2 separate regions of the Homo sapiens genome follow, and region 2 is linked to region 1. Evidence: read pairs that join two places in POLR2A ChIA-PET (ENCODE). Cell type or tissue: GM12878. All regions are shown on one strand.

Evidence for each region. ChIA-PET counts read pairs that join two places held together with the same protein. Peaks named below come from ENCODE experiments on the same cell type or tissue, not always from the same donor. Only the 100,000 strongest peaks of a DNase experiment are listed, where the experiment ranks them.
Region 2: POLR2A ChIA-PET joins it to region 1 with 6 read pairs; 1 of 35 experiments calls an interaction of 5 or more read pairs at or near these places.

The regions. Positions count from the first base shown.
Region 1 is chr7:24,595,300-24,603,299 of GRCh38, reverse strand. All of the region lies in intron 1 of PALS2 (protein associated with LIN7 2, MAGUK p55 family member), which reads right to left. Among named protein-coding and RNA genes, the nearest start is that of PALS2, 26 kb to the right of the region's middle. RefSeq lists enhancers at 7,213-7,272, 7,333-7,642. In GM12878, no CTCF peak of the experiment used is centred here; a DNase peak (open chromatin) is centred at 7,273; H3K4me3 peaks cover 1,499 bases; H3K27ac peaks cover 1,427 bases.
Region 2 is chr7:24,770,541-24,778,540 of GRCh38, reverse strand. It overlaps LOC124901820 (translation initiation factor IF-2-like), which reads left to right and starts at 4,356. Exons shown (of 3, transcript XM_047421177.1): 1 at 4,356-4,523. The coding sequence starts at 4,356. It also overlaps a transcript of GSDME not described here. In GM12878, no CTCF peak of the experiment used is centred here; no DNase peak of the experiment used is centred here; H3K27ac peaks cover 905 bases.

The DNA of each region.
Region 1 (8,000 bases):
AATCAAGTCACTCCACAACTTTTGGGCAGCAAAGCTGCTGGTTTTCTCAGCTAGTCCTAAGCTCACTGTCTCAGTTAATTCAGGCTGCTATGACAAAAATATAGCCTGGGTAGCTTAAATGACAGAAATTTATTTCTCACAGGTCTGAAGGCTGGGAAGTCCAAGATCAAGGTGCTGGCTCACTTCCTGGTTTACAGAGGGATGCCTTCTTACTGTATTAGTCTGTTCCCATGCTGGTATGACCCAAGACTGGGTAATTTATGAAGAAAAGAGGTTTAATTGACTCACAGTTCCACATGGCTCCCCAGCCTCAGGAAACTTACAATCATGGTGGAAGGCACCTCTTCACAGGGCAGCAGGAAAGAGAATGAGTGGCAGCAGGGAAAATACCAGATGCTTATATAACCATCAGATCTTGTGAGAACTCATTTACTATCAAGAGAACAGGAAACCACCCTCATGATTCAATTACCTCCCACCAGGTCCCTCCCATGACATGTGGGAATTATGGGATTACAATTCAAGATGAGATTTGGGTGGGGACAGAAAGCCAAACCATATCACCCACCTTCCTCCACTACACAGAACTGAAAACTAGGGGCTTATTTTCTGGAGAGAGTAAGATAAGAGGTACCTCTCGACCAAAGACAATGAAATAATATAGAAGACAGGATTATTAAATGCTGATACAAACCCCTCCACCTGATTCTCCCTCCTGACTATCTGAAGCCTTCAGCTTGGTCTTTACTTTCCAGGCAGATGTGAAGTCTTCTTCATAGTCTACAGAATATGACCAGTCAACAAGAAAGACACAGACATGAAGATCAGGTATTACCCCCAAATAACCCAGCTACAAACTAGCTACAGTGACATTCAACATGAAATCAGAGCATCAGGTTTTTAGTCCCCCACTCTTAATGAGCTAAGAATCTTGGGATACTGGATAGCTGAGAAAAGCCTAGTAAATGAAAGAGATTAAAATAAACAAATAGGTAAAAACTACTCAGGTTGAAAAAAGAAACAGTTATAAAAATTATCAAAGAAAAAGAAGAATATCATACTCATGAAACTAGAATAAGATAGTTACAGAGGAAACAAAAGAGCTCTTAGAAAATAAAAATACAAAAGCAGAAAGAAAAAATTCAATGGAAATCATGGAAGGTAAATGTGAGGAAATACCACAAAAAGTAGAAAAGCACAGGAGTAGAAAAACAGAAGAAAATTAGAGAACCTGATTAGAGGGCATCTAAACCAGATGGGTTTTGGAAAGAAAGGAGAGACAAAATGGAGGGGAGAAAAACAATAATGAAATATTTAACATTTTCCAGAAATGAAAGATGTAAGTTGCTGGAGTACACTGAGCACCCAGCAAAACAGATGAAAATGGACTCATATTAAGATATTTTGTTGTGAAATATCAGAATACTGAGAAAAAAGAAAAAAATCACGTGTCAAGAATCAGGAATGATTCTGAATGGCTCAATGATGACATCTAAAGGTAGAAGATGATGCAATGATGCCTTTAAAAACATTTCCCCCAGGAATTCTTTACCCTGCCAAACCATCAATCAAGTGTGAGGATAGTTAAAAATAATTTTCAGACTTGCTCATAAGGTTTCACAAAATTAACCTACCACAAACACTTTTCCTCAGAAAGATTAAAAACAAAAACAAAAAAAAAGACATGCTGCTCTCAAAGCATGAAACAAGCAAAACATAAAGAGGGAGACAGAGAATACAGGATCTAGAAGGCCCAACTCAGGAAAAAGGCAAAGATAATTTCTAAGAAGATCGGTGACACGTGTACACCAGCTTCAGAAAATGAGTCCGTATTCAGCTTAGAAGGCTCCAGGAGTGACATCTTCAAGAAAATGAAGTTGACAAATCAGAATGAATGCACTGAAAGTTGATTTTGAAAACAAGCACAGATTTCGGGGTTGAATTATAGCCAAGTGGCATATACAAAAAAATGAAGCAAATAAATGAAGTCTGAGAAAATGAAAATACAGGAATAGAGAATAGCAACTACAATTTACTAGTGGATCTGCTAACAAATACTAATCTAATCAAAATTACTAATATAATTAGGGTGAAAGAACTGAGGGATTGGAAGAGTATATGATATGCATACGTGGTGAAGGAAAATGTAAAGAGCTAAATCCTCATCCTCCATAATGGTTAAAACCAAAAAAATAAGAATTAGCAACATAAGCACACCATTTACTGACATGATACCAAAACAGTCAGCTAAAAATGTTCGATGTAGTAGCCTCCTGGGAGGAAGAAACAGAAATAGAGTTGGGGAGCACCTCTAGTCTTTCATCCATATGTGCATTAATAGTTTTAATAAAAAATAAAAACCTAAAAAAAAAGTATATCTATCATGTGTAAATAGTTACTAGTTTGCATGCTGAAAAATCAAATAATTATAACCACTTTTCTAGAGTTAAAAACAGGCAAGATTTTTTCGCTTGAGGACAGAAACCTGGAGAAGACAAAGTCATCCTTAGATGACATGGTTTCTTAAATTCTTTTTTATCTATACTATGACATGAAATATATTTCAGTAAAACATTCAACTAAAACGTAAGATGTAAAAACTATAATTTAAAAACCTATAAAAAATAGTTAAATGGCTATTCTTTATATTTATAAATGTAACGATTTAACTTATACAAAATGAACTGCTTCTACTTACTGCCATGTTTATCTAGTGTCACCATAAATTTTCCTTAACTGGCACACTACCAATTCCATTCTCATAAGAAACTGGGGCTCAAAAATTATTGACCTACAATCAAACATAATTCACATTTGAATATTATATGTTATACTTAAAATAACAAACCTTTTTTCTTCTTTGTCCTTGATTCAGGGGGAAATGACATGGATCTTGTTATGTAAGATATTTTATAAGCTACTAGAATTACCTCATCAATTTGGATACAGTCATGTACCACATAACATTATTTCAGTCGACCAAAGACTACATATACAACAGTGGTTCCAAAAGATTATAATGCAGCTGAATAATTCTCTCAAGAAAATGTACAGTGAAGGGTTTAGCAGAAGTTTTTGCAGACTTCAACAAGCTGCTTAACAAGTTTGAAAACATGAACCCCAACAATGAAAGGTTTTCATTACTAGAGAGGAATGTTCATAGATCTGCTTACAAGCAAATCTATGATGAAAAACAGAAACAAACCCAAGGAAACCACCATGAACAGATTTCTGAAAAGAGTGACACCCCCGCAAGAAGATCCTCAGGCAGGTTCTTCAGGAGATTCCAGAAGAAGGCACTGTTATCATAGGAAATGATAGCTCCATGGGTGTTACTGCCCCCTGAAGACTTTCCAGTGGGACATGATGTGAAGGTAGAAGACACTGATATTGATGATCCTGACCCTGTGTAGGCCAAGGCTAATGTGTTTGCATCTTAGTTTTTAATAAAAAAGATTAAAAGGTTAAAAAAAATTAATAGAAAAAAGCTTATAGGGCTGGGTGCAGTGGCTCACACCTGTAATCCCGGCACTTTGGGAGGCTGAGGCAGGTGGACCACTTGAGGTCAGGAGTTCAAGACCAGCCTGGCCAACATGATGAAACCTCGACTCTACTAAAAATACAAAAAACAGCCAGGTGCGGTGGTGCACACCTGTAATCCCAGCTACTTGGGAGGCTGGGACGGGAAAATCACTGGAACCCAGGAGGCAGAAGTTGTAGTGAGCCCAGATCACACCACTCCACTCCAGCCTGGGTGACAGGGCAAGACTCCATAAAAAAAAAAAAAAAAAAAAGCTTATAGAAGATATTAAAAAAGAAAATATTTTTGTACAGCTGTACAATGCATTTGTATTTTAAGCTAAGTGTTATTACAAAAGAGCTGGAGTTTAGAAAGTAAAAAAGTTATAGTAAGATAAGGTTAATTTAATACTGAAGAAAAAATTTAAAAAATAAATTTCTTATAGTCTACAGTAGTGTACAATAATGTCCTAGGCCTTCACATTCACTCACCACTCACTCACCCAGAGCAACTGCCAGTTCTGCAAGCTCCATTCATGGTAAGCCACAAGTGTAAAATGTTATACAGGTTTGTAGCCTAGGAACAATAGGCCAAATAGCCCACATGTATAACAGACTATACCATCTATGTGTGTGTTAGTACAATCTATGTTTGTGTTAGTACTCTCTATGTTTGCACGATCATGAAATCGCCCAATGATGCATTTCTCAGAATGTATCCCCTTTGTTAAGTGATGCACGACTGTATTTTATTCCTGCCTCATTCAACACTCGGTGTGTTTTTTACTTTTGATTATGTATCATCCTTTAAAGTACTGGGCGAAATATTTCACAAAAGTATATACAAAGCACTGCATTAAAAATAAGCACAAAAAACATTTTTGACAGTAAAAATAAGTTGGAAACAAATTATCTTCTTCAAAGGCATAATGTCTCCCAGTCATCCCTTCTGGGCATGAATGCTCACATTAACAAGACAGAGAAACACAGACACACCATACACAGAATCCTTGCATGGAATATTAAAACATAGTCCAAATATTAGAAAACTTTGATTGTGTGTGTACACATAAAACCTTGCTCATAATAGCCTTATTTATTTAGCACAGTTTCAGAAATTTGCGAATTCCAAAGAGGTCCTAACTCAGTGAAACAGCAGATTATCCAATCTATAATGAACAGGTTATTTTAAGTTTTAACCTCACATTTCTTATATGAAAGACTTCTGGTTATAAGAAACTTAGGCAATCTGATAATTTGTTCAATGTAGTGAAAGAACACTTTAAATAGATGAAATTACAACTGAACAACAGTACTATTTTAATATGTTTTCCTCACTGCAAATTTCCCTATAGCAAGCATCAACACTATAGACAACTGGATATCCTTGTTAGCCCTTCACTTCTAACAACTAAAGACTGAGCTGGGTACGTTTTGAAAATACTGGTAATAAAATGAACTAAAAATATGAACTAAAAAGACAATAACTTGTCCTTCATAAATTTAAGTTACATGAAAATACCTGTTTCAAATGTTGTAGAACTTTTCACAAGTCCTTTTCTATAATGATAATTTTCTGCTTTAACAGAACTTCCTTTATATACTTTGGTTTGATAAAACAGCATTAATGATGTAGTTCACATTTGGACTCAGTGAAAAGATCTCCCCAGTGGCCTAGCAATAGCTTGCCTGCACACATTTCAATATAGGCAGCCCTAGGCAAATCATGAAGTAATCATCTCCCCTCACCTCTTATTTTCCACAGCTCTTTTCTCCATTCCAGGGCCTTCCTTCCTATTCTTATCCCCAAGTATTGCAATATTCTCAAATTGCCCTGGTCCTACAAAAAGAAACAAGCTCCCAAATACTGCTGCACAATCCTATTACTTGCCCCTTCTCAAGTTCTCTCATATTCTCTATTTCAAACATTTACCACACTAAATTGTCAAAAGACTACTTTGTCAGAAGAAAAAGGAAAAAAAGAGCTTATCACCTATGATTTACTGAAATTCCCTTTCACTTGCAGAATCAAATACATTACCATCATTCTTTATTCCTTGTATCTCAGGAGAAAGTATGCCCTTCCTCCTCTACAAGGCTACTACCTGTCAATGAATCAACTACTTCCCACCCACTGTGGGACCATGATCCATGGGTTATTCCTCTAAAACTTCAATATTTTTTCATTTGCTATTTCTGCATCTATAAATGTGCTAACATCTTCTCCATCCTTAAATAGTAACTTTTAAAAATCCCTATATGGAACCTCATTTCTCTTTTAAGTCACAGCCTTATCTCTCTCCTTTTCCCCACCACACTTTTCAAAGAGTAGTCTGTATTATGCGTTATCTTTCCAGTTCTCCACCCGTGCCATCTCAGCCACAGCTCTCCTCAAACTTCTTGGAAAAGATCAGGAATGACAACTGACAAACCAGTCACATACTGTCTTCATTCTATTTAAGGACAGACTATCACTGCTGATGCTATCTCTCAGGTTTTCATTCTTTTCTTGAGTGATCTCATTTATTTCTGAGGCTTCATCTAGTTTCTATATGATGATAATTTCCAAGTATTAGTTACAGCACTCACCTTTCTTCAACTGCCTTCTTTACGTTTTTCCCCAGGGAGTCCCAAAGATGGTGCCTTTAATTTACCATTTTGAAAACTACTCACTGACTCTAACCAAGCCTACTGCGACTACAGATTCTACCTCTCATTTATATTACGACATCACCAACTACCCATTCTCTGATGCTTATAATCTCAGAATCATCCAATTTTTTTCTTCTCCCTAACCTCCAGACATCTAATTCTTCTTCAAATCTTTTCATTCTACTTCATAAAAGTCTCAAAGTAATCTTCACCACAATTCCACTCTAAAAATTTCACTGTCTGGTTTAGAGTTTCTAATATTCTCTTGCCTAGACTACTTTAAAAGCCTCTTAACTGGTATACTAATCCCCAATCTCTCCCCACCACAGTCCATGCTTCCTACTATGTCCAGAAATATCCTTGTTAAAGTGTAGTGCTCACACAGGAGAAAGCTAGATATACGGAGAGTCCTTTTTTTCCTTTTTAAACAGAGCTCAAATAAATAGCACTGTTGCCAATTTACTCTCACAATGTAGTAGTCCTGCTTTGAGTAAATTTTTATTCACCCAACCACTAATTAACAAAGCAAGTCAAAACTTCATTATTTTACAAGAAAATATGTAGTATAATGAATCAAAATTGTTTGAAAATGTTTTACACACCTAATAAACATTCATAAATGTGAAATATTATAGAATCACTGAGATATTTTATCAAATGTTCTAATTTGAATCCCAAAACTATGTAATTTTAGAATAAATTTCATTGATAGGGTCTGTTTTCAAAATAATACTTTATATATATACTTACAAAAATACCTAGAATTCATAACAGATCCAATGATAAACTGGTTCTTCAATTCGGTCACAATGGAGGTGACTGAAGAAAAGCCATCTGACTCCCTTGCCCATTCACTGCTATCCCCCTACGCTAAGCCACCATCAATTCTTGCCTGTCTGCTGCAGTAGTCACTTGACCAGTTCCCTTACCTTCACTCTCGTTCTCAACAATATTCTCCCCAGAGTGGCTAGAGCCATCATTTTAAAACACAAAACAGATTTTGTTACTCTCCTGCTAAAACTACCCAAAGGCTTCCCACTGTACTTAGAAAACTAGCCACACTCTTGACCATGGCCGCTTAGCGCCTTCATGATTTGTCACCCACTGTACCTCTCTGCGTTCAACTTCTCCAACTCTTTCCCTTTGTCTGCTTGTCTCCAGTCACACTGGGCTCCTTTCTGTTTTCAAACTAGACCAGTTCATCTCCCATCTCTCATTTCCCATCTTTACCATCTTCTGTTCTCTCTCCTTGAAATGCTCTTCCCAGAGATCCACACACATACCAATATTCTCTTCATTTTGTCACAGTGTAACTATTACCTCCCCAGAAAGTAAACCCAAGCATTCAATCTAAACTACGCTACCACCCTTACATACAGTCTTGTCACTCTCCATCCTTTTAGTTTCATTTTCATCACAGTACTCATCTGAAATTATTTTTTGCTTATGTTTCCCCTCACTAAAAATTCACTCATTGTTCTGTCTCCTCTGGCACTAGGACAGTGCTTGACACACAGTAGACATTCAAATATATATATATTTATATATATTTATATATATTTATATATAGTTAATATATATTTATATATTATATATTATATATTATATATATTATATATTATATATATTAAAAATATATAATATATATTTACATATTTATATATATTTATATATATTATATATTATGTATTTTATATATTTTTTATATATTTATATATATTTTTTATATATATATAAATAGTTGATGTCTCTCAAAGCTATATCACCCAAGCTTCAGATTTGTATTTCCTTGCCTACATCTCCACAGAAAATCTCCCATGGGCACCATA
Region 2 (8,000 bases), 180 kb before region 1:
CTAGTATTGGGAAGTCCTGTGAACCAGGGACCTCCTCAGCCTTGGACAAACTGGGACAAGGGTGCAACAAAACAAAATAAAAAGTCTTCCATTTGTGATTTCTTTGTTTACTTCACACTAGCCTGTCTCTTAATACAAATACATTTGGTCTAAAGATCTTTGATGACTACTTTTTTGTTGTTGCTCAGCCTCAGGTCTGATGCTGAGGTCTGAAGCTCCCTGGCCAGGCTTCTAGGCCCCAGTGTCTGGTCTATCCATGTCTGGGTTCCAGCCTTTTGTTACAAAGGCCCCTGGGAAGGCTGAGACCTGATTGCTAGCTCTAACCTGGTCCTTCTGCTTGGATCTCTCCTTCCCTTTCTGAGTAAGAAGGGACATTTTGAAACCTATTGATAATCCATTCTAACGCCACTACAGACACACATGCACATACACAGTCTTTCTCTCTCTCTCTCTCCCTCCCCCACCATTTTCTCTCTTTCTTTGTCCCTCCATCTTTTTTTTTTCATTCCCGGCCTTTTAGAGGGAGCCTTTATGGGAAACAGATGGGAAGCTGGAGTGGATTCAAGGGCACAATATATTTGTTTTTCTTTTTTAAATCACATAATACATGTTCTTAGCAGAAAAATTGGAAAAAGAATTATGGTTTCATAAACTTTGTTTTTGCTTTTGTTTTGGAGATGGGATCTCTCTATGTTGCCCAGGCTGGCCTCAAACTCCTGGGCTCAAGCGATCCTCCTGCCTCTAACTCCTGAGTAGCTGGGACTAGGACTACAGGTGCGTGCCACTGTGCCTGGCTTTCATAAACTTTTTCAAAAAGCAAAATAAATTGCAACTACAGGACATTAGGATTTAATCTCCTTTTGTCACACCATGAGACACCACTCACATCAGAGCCTGGAAGAACACTTGAGCTAAGCTAATGATCTGGGGTTAGGTGAGGGGTGCTTCTTGGAGGCAGAGGAATTCAGGCTCAGTCTTAGGTGTGGGCTTCCTGTTCAGTGACATCACCTGCAAGGTTGGCTCCAAAATGTGCCAGTGACTTTCTGTATGTCTGCATTTTTCTAGAGGAGCTCTACTTTCAAATATCCTTTCTTCCCCTAAGAGCCATCTATAAAACCGCAAACTTCCAGTGGTTCGATTCCAAAACTTCATTTCCTACACCTCTTCTTGCATTCCAAAGCATCCCTAAAAGCCTTGGTCAGCCCATGGGTGTGGTCTCTGGTTCGGATAATATACGGGGCCAGATTATGATTGATCCATAGGCAAACTAGAGGATCGCCTATGTGGACAATTTCAGGGTGTCCAAATTATGTTGCTTGATTAAAATACTTCTCCCATTTTAGATTTTTACTGAAGAGTTCAACCCGTGTAAGGAAGCCAAGGTGTTATTTTCTATACAAGCTTCTTTCGAATTCATATATTTTTAATGGCATTTTTGTTCATTTTCTTAATCATAAAAGTAATTCGTTACTTTTAGAAATAGAGAAAATATAAACAATTATTAAAATATAATACAGTGAATATAACAATTATATTATTTATAGAACTAGAAACATTTTTAATAATTATAAGCTAAAAGGAAGAATAAACTGAAAATTTCCTGAGTTCACACCACCCCAAGAAAACACTGTTAATAGTTTGGTGCACGATTTTTTACTTTTTGGCACCATCTCTATGACTATAGGTATACACACATATAAATGAATTTCCAGTCTTTTAAGAAATGAAAGAACATAATTTGCATCCAATTTCTTCAGAAAGTAAATCACCTTTAGAGCAGGAAGTGGGAATAGTGACCTAAGAAAAAGAGAATGAGGCTGACAGAGTGCCCTTTTGATTTTCATATTACCAGGCTCATTTGCTTAATAGAACTTATACCTGCTGCAGGAAGTTTTAATTAAGGCGATCCATTAAGGATTTAATTTTAATCGAATTTTTAAATGACATAAAAACAAACTCTTGATCACATATCAAAAACCTGGTTATAAGATGAAACCTAGGATTTGCTTCAAAATAAAATAGTTGGGAGTGGGGAGCTGGGTACAGATGAAACAAGATTGCTTATATGTTGATAATTATCGAGGAGGATGGTGGACACGGGAGTTTATTACACTGATCTATCTTTTTGGTATAGGTTTGATGTTTTTCCAAAATAAAAAGTTAAAACAAGTGACAATTAAACCCAGAACTGGCTCCTGGTGACAGACACAATCTGACTCAGGTCCCTGCATCTTCTCATTTTGAAGACTTCTCTTTTCTTAGAAGTACCGCCACCACGTCCACTGTGGCCTGGACCCCAGGAGCTCTTCCATATCACAACTCCTTCTTAGCAGTGATTCTTTTTTTTTTTTTTTTTTTTTGAGATGGAGTTTCACTCTTGTTGCCTAGGCTAGAGTGCAATGGCCCGGTCTCAGGTCACTGCAACCTCTGCCTCTCAGGTTCAAGCCATTCTCCTGCCTCAGCCTTCCGAGTAGCTGGGATTACAGGCTCCCGCTACCACGCCCGGCTAATTTTTGTATTTTTAGTGGAGACGAGGTTTCACCATGTTGGTCAGGCTAGTCTCAAACTCCTGACCTCAGGCAATCAGCCCACCTCAGCCTCCGAAAGTGTTGGGATTACAGGCGTGAGCCACTGTGCCTGGCCTTTTTTTTTTTTTTTTTTTTTTTGAGATGGAATCTCACTCTGTCACCCAGGCTGGAGTGCAGTGGCATGATCTTGGCTCACTGCAACTTCCACCTCCTGGGTTCAAGTGATTCTCCCACCTCAGCCTCCCAACTAGCTGGGATTACAAGTGCCCGCCACCACGCCCAGCTAATTTTTGTATTTTGAGTATAGACGGGGTTTCACCATGTTGGCCAGGCTGGTCTCAAACTCCTGACCTCGAGCAATCCGCCCAGCTTCAGCCTCCCACCTCCTATAGTGCTGGGATTACAGGCGTGAGCCACCGCGCTGGCCCTTAGCAGAGATTCTGAGAGGCTGCTTGGGGCAGGCAGGTAGGGAAGGAGGACAGCAACCTCAAGGCGTCCCCAGCAGCTCCTTGCAAGCTTGAAGGATCATCAAATCCTGTCACTTCACACGTTTGTGTTGATTTTGCATTCCAAGCGATATGATTTTTAGGCAAATTAGTTAACATATCTGAGCTTTAGCTTCCTAATTAAACGGATATCATCACACTGATTTTATAGTACAGAAATTAGTAAAATAACATATATCAAAAAATTAACTAGCAGTGTACTGGACATAGCAAATGATCAACATCCATCACCTTCCTGTTTCCTGAGTTACTAAGAAATCTGAAAGAAGGTCTTTGCTTTCCTAGACTTACGATAGAGTTCAGAAGTTAATGTGTCCATATAATATTTTGTAACAGCATGAGAAAAATGTACCAACAGACTTGGTATTGGAATTCCTCTTGGGAAAGGAACTGTTTTTGTTGGGAAATTTAATTTGATGAAACACTGCGGGTGAAATATGACACCCCAAAGGTATGGATCACCAGAAGACAAAGAAACCACAGAGATGGCAAAATCCCAGGGCCACCTATTATGCATTATTTAGTTGCTTGTTTTGCTTCCTTGCAAACTCCATTTCCCCCAGCATTCAGAAACATCCCCCATACACACATGCCTTGTGTGGGTAGTATTTGTGTAAATGAAAGACAGGGGCTGGGTTTCACATCTGCATCAGCTCTAAAGAAAGGAAAGTGTTATGGCCGGGTGCAGTGGCTCACACCTGTAATCCCAGCCCTTTGGGAGGCCGAGTTGGGCGAATCATGAGGTCAGGAGTTCAAGACCAGCCTGACCAACATGGTGAAACCCCGTCTCTACTAAAAATACAAAAATTAGCCAGGTGTGGTGGCATGCGCCTGTAATCCCAGCTACTCAGGAAGCTGAGGCAGGAGAATTGCTTGAACCTGGGAGGCAGAGGTTGCAGTGAGCAGAGATCGTACCACCACACTCAAGCCTGGGTGACAGAGCGAGACTCCATCTTAAATAAATAAATATATAATTAATTTAAAAAAATTTTTTTTAAAAAAGGAAGGAGTTGGTAAGCATGAGTAAGTTTGCAGACCCAGGATCTTAAAGCCAGACGTGGCACAAAATTGAAGTTGTGGGAAAAGCATGAAGTATTTTGGGAGGTCCTGGGCCTTCTTCGAGGGCTTAAGGTGAAAGATGGACAGGAAGGAAGGAAGGGAGGGAGGAAGGGAGGGAGGGAGGGAAGAAGGAAGGGAGGGAGGAAGGGAGGGAGGGAGGGAGGAAGGGAGGGAGGGAGGGAAGAAGGGAGGGAGGGAGGGAGAGGGAAGACAGACCAATAAAGTGAATATGATACTGTTCATGTTAAGGAGCAAATGAGTGATGCCAACAGGAAATGACGTGGAAAGAGATGACTTCTTTGGAGCAGCCATGATGGAGTTAGAAAGGAGTTGGAGGATGAGCAGGGCCTGGGAGTCCCTCATCGCTCAGACTGTACTGATACAGGAGTCTCTCAGAAAGACAACATTTTCTCCTCCTAAAGGAAGCAGGGTAAATGTTTTTATATTCTAGATTTCACATACCTTCAAAAGACATTTGTGCATCTAAGAGACACACCTCTATGTAAACACAGGAAAATTTAAAAGAAATTGGAAATTGTGAAAAAGCAAGGATGTGGTTATGCTGGGAACTAGGAAAGATGTGGTTGCAGCATTTGAGCTTTCTGGTAACCTCAGGAAGGAGGGGTCAAGAACTTTCCATAGCAGACAAATGGAGTTAACACTAAGGCAGAAGGAAAGCACCAGATTCTAGAGAGAATTCTTTCAGGGGATGTGTTCATAGATATATTTAAGCTCCCTTACTTGACAAAACCTAAGAGGCCATGCCATCACTATTTTAGAAGACACAGGCTCTTAGAAAGGTGGGGGAGAGAGGGAGCTATACTGACAAGTTACAACATGACTGTGACTCTTAATTAGCCTTAAAAATTCGTTAGATCTGCATAATATATCTGAAGCTGAGAGTCTCCATAAAACATACAAAAATAAGAACTGATATCAAATTGGTAGATGGAAGAATATGAATTGCCATCAAATAGGAATATAATTAAAATGAATTAGTCATAAACCATACTAAAAGGAAGGCTACAAATATTTGGATTTATGATTTGCACTAAAATGTAAAAATAATAATAGTGCTTTATCCTAAGCTATGAAGTAATGTTTCTCAATGTGTTTCAAATGATGATATATATAACTTGAGATGTCTAAATCATAGAACAGAATTAAGGCCCAAATGATTTAAACAGCCATGTAAGAGCAAACACTGAATTGGATTACATACAAGGGCTTAAAGTGCCTAATGGAATTGAGTTTATAAAGAAAAGAAGATGGAAAAACATTTTTTTTATTGTCACTGACGAGTTTCCAGGAGAACAAGACAGACTTTTCAGGGATGGAGGTGAGAAGAACAAGTTTACCTGTTTTTGAGTTTTGGCTTGCATAGCCCACCTTGGGTTAAGAGCATGGTATTCTGTAACAATGCAATTCCCATTGTCTATAATCAGCAACTACTACATCTACCTCACCCCAACCCCATAGGTCCTTGAATGCTATTGGGTGTCTCATTGGCTGTAATTGCCAAGTCCATAGCAATTAGATTCTTTATCTATTAAGATCAAGTCTCATTGAACAGCCTCTTTTATAAATAAAAGATATATTAGCGCACAGAGGAAGAGGCAACCGGGCAACCAGTCAGAAAGAAATACCTTTCTAAGTTCTACAACTAGATTTCTGAAATATTACTGAACTACATGGAAATCCATCCCTATAATCCCAGCTGTCTTTGCAAAGATATAAAACCAAGTTAGTCATGGAAACTACTAGAATCTGACAAGAAATATGCCCATGAAATCAACAGCTATCATTTATTAGGCACCAAATGCATGCCAGGTACTATGCCAATGACTGAACCGAAAGTTAACTCTAACCCACAGCCACAGTTGACTGTTCATTCTTTATTTATGCATTCAACAGATATCTGTGGAGTGCCGACTCTGTGCTAGACATTGTGTGAGACACTGAGGACACAGCAGTGAGCAAAGACAGGCATGACTCTACCCTTTATGGAACCTACATAAAACAGACAGTAAACAAACACACAATCAGTTCATTAATTACAATTAAGAAAATTACTATGAGGAAAGCTATGAGAATAAATAAATGAGACCTTAAACCTGTGGGTCAAAGAATGCTGGGTAGAGAAAGAGAAGATTAAGCTGAGATGTGAAGCTAAGCAAGATGCAGCCACATGAAGAGTTGGGAACAGAAATGGCCCCTGTGGATTCAGCCCCTATGGAAGGCACTCAGCACTTCTGAGGAACTGAGGATGGGCCAGCAAGGCACCTTCCTCACAGAGTGAAGGGAGAGGTGGGCAGGGGCCAGAGGATGCAAGGACTTGGGATTCTGTATTTAGGAGCAATGGGAGAATTCCCATCCCAGGCGTGGGATACCCAAAGCTCGTGTCACCAGCTCATTCTATTTCTGCCGGCAGCCCTCATGAACAAGGGGCTGTTGCGCATGAACTGAAGACAAGGGGACTGCATCAGGTGAAGTTTTTCAAATGGGATGATAATAGCCAGGCCACGACCTCCATTCACGTCAGGGATGCTCTCAGGCTCTCCAGTGGAGCTGGAACAGGATTGACTAGGACAAGACTTAGAGATTCTTCTTAGGTGTCCCTTGCCTCCCTTCCTCTTGGCCTTTCCTTTCTTTAGAAAGGTTCCTGCAGCCAGGCAGGTACGGGAGCAGTTTTGCAGGCATCTGGGACCTTTTCACATCAAGTGAGTGTGGAGCATCCAAGTAAGCCCTCCCAGGACAGTCTTGACACTCTTTTCCAAGCTCTCTGGGGTACCCTTCTGTAACCTATAAATACCAACTAGCGGTACAATCTGTAGAAGTAGAATAGAGGCCCAAAAACTCAGGCAACTTGCTCAAGGTCACACAGCCAGTAAGTGGCAGAACCAGGATGCAAGCCTGGTTACATTCCTTCTACTGCACCAAAGGACCTATTTCAGACGGTGCCAAGCACATATTAGGGGCTCAATGAATGTGTTGAGTGAATTTTCTCTCTTTATCTTCACTCATTCACTTAACTAACATAACACAATATGATAGAATAAAACAATGTAATACAATGTAATATAAATGCTGTTTCTGCTGACTCTAAATAAACAAAAACATTAATGTGTCCACCACAAATTGAAGAGCTCATAATAATCTGACTGAAAGGTCTCCTTTCCGGGGAGGCTTTCCTTGACCACTATATCAAAAATTCCAAAAGTTGCCCCATGTAACTCTTTGGCCTTTCCTTTATTTTGTTCCTTTTAGCATTTACAGTTACCTGACATGCCTTATATTTGTTTTTTTCAAGATGTTTTCTTTATCTTTGGCTTTCTGAAGTTTCAATACGATACGCCTAGCTTTAGTTTTTTTGTCATTTATCCTGCTTGGTGTTCTCTGATATTCCTGGGTCTGTGGTTTGCTGTCTGATGTTAATTTGGGGAAATTCTGTCATTGTTGCTCTAAATATTGCTTCTGGTTCTCTCTCTCTCTCTTCTTATATTTCCATTACGCTAATGTTACACCTTTTGCAGTTGTCCCAGTTTGGGAATATTCAGTTCTTTTTTTTTTTTCAGCCTTTTTTCTTTTTGCTTTTTGGTTTTGAAGTTTCTATTGATGTATACTCAAGCTCAGAGGATTTCTTCTTTTCTCAGTGGTGTCCAGTCTACGAATGAGCCCATCAAAGGCATTCTTTATTTCTGTTACAGTATTTTTGATCTCTAGCATTTTTTGGTTCTTTCATAGAATTCTCATCTCTCTGCTTATATTACTCTTAGGTTCTTTCTGGGGTGATTTCTGGCACCAACCAGTTCTCTGATTCTGCAATTCTCTGACACCAGCTGGGCGTTCAACAATTCAATCCCATTCTGAAATCAACTCCCAGAGTTAGCATAGACCCCACAGGTGA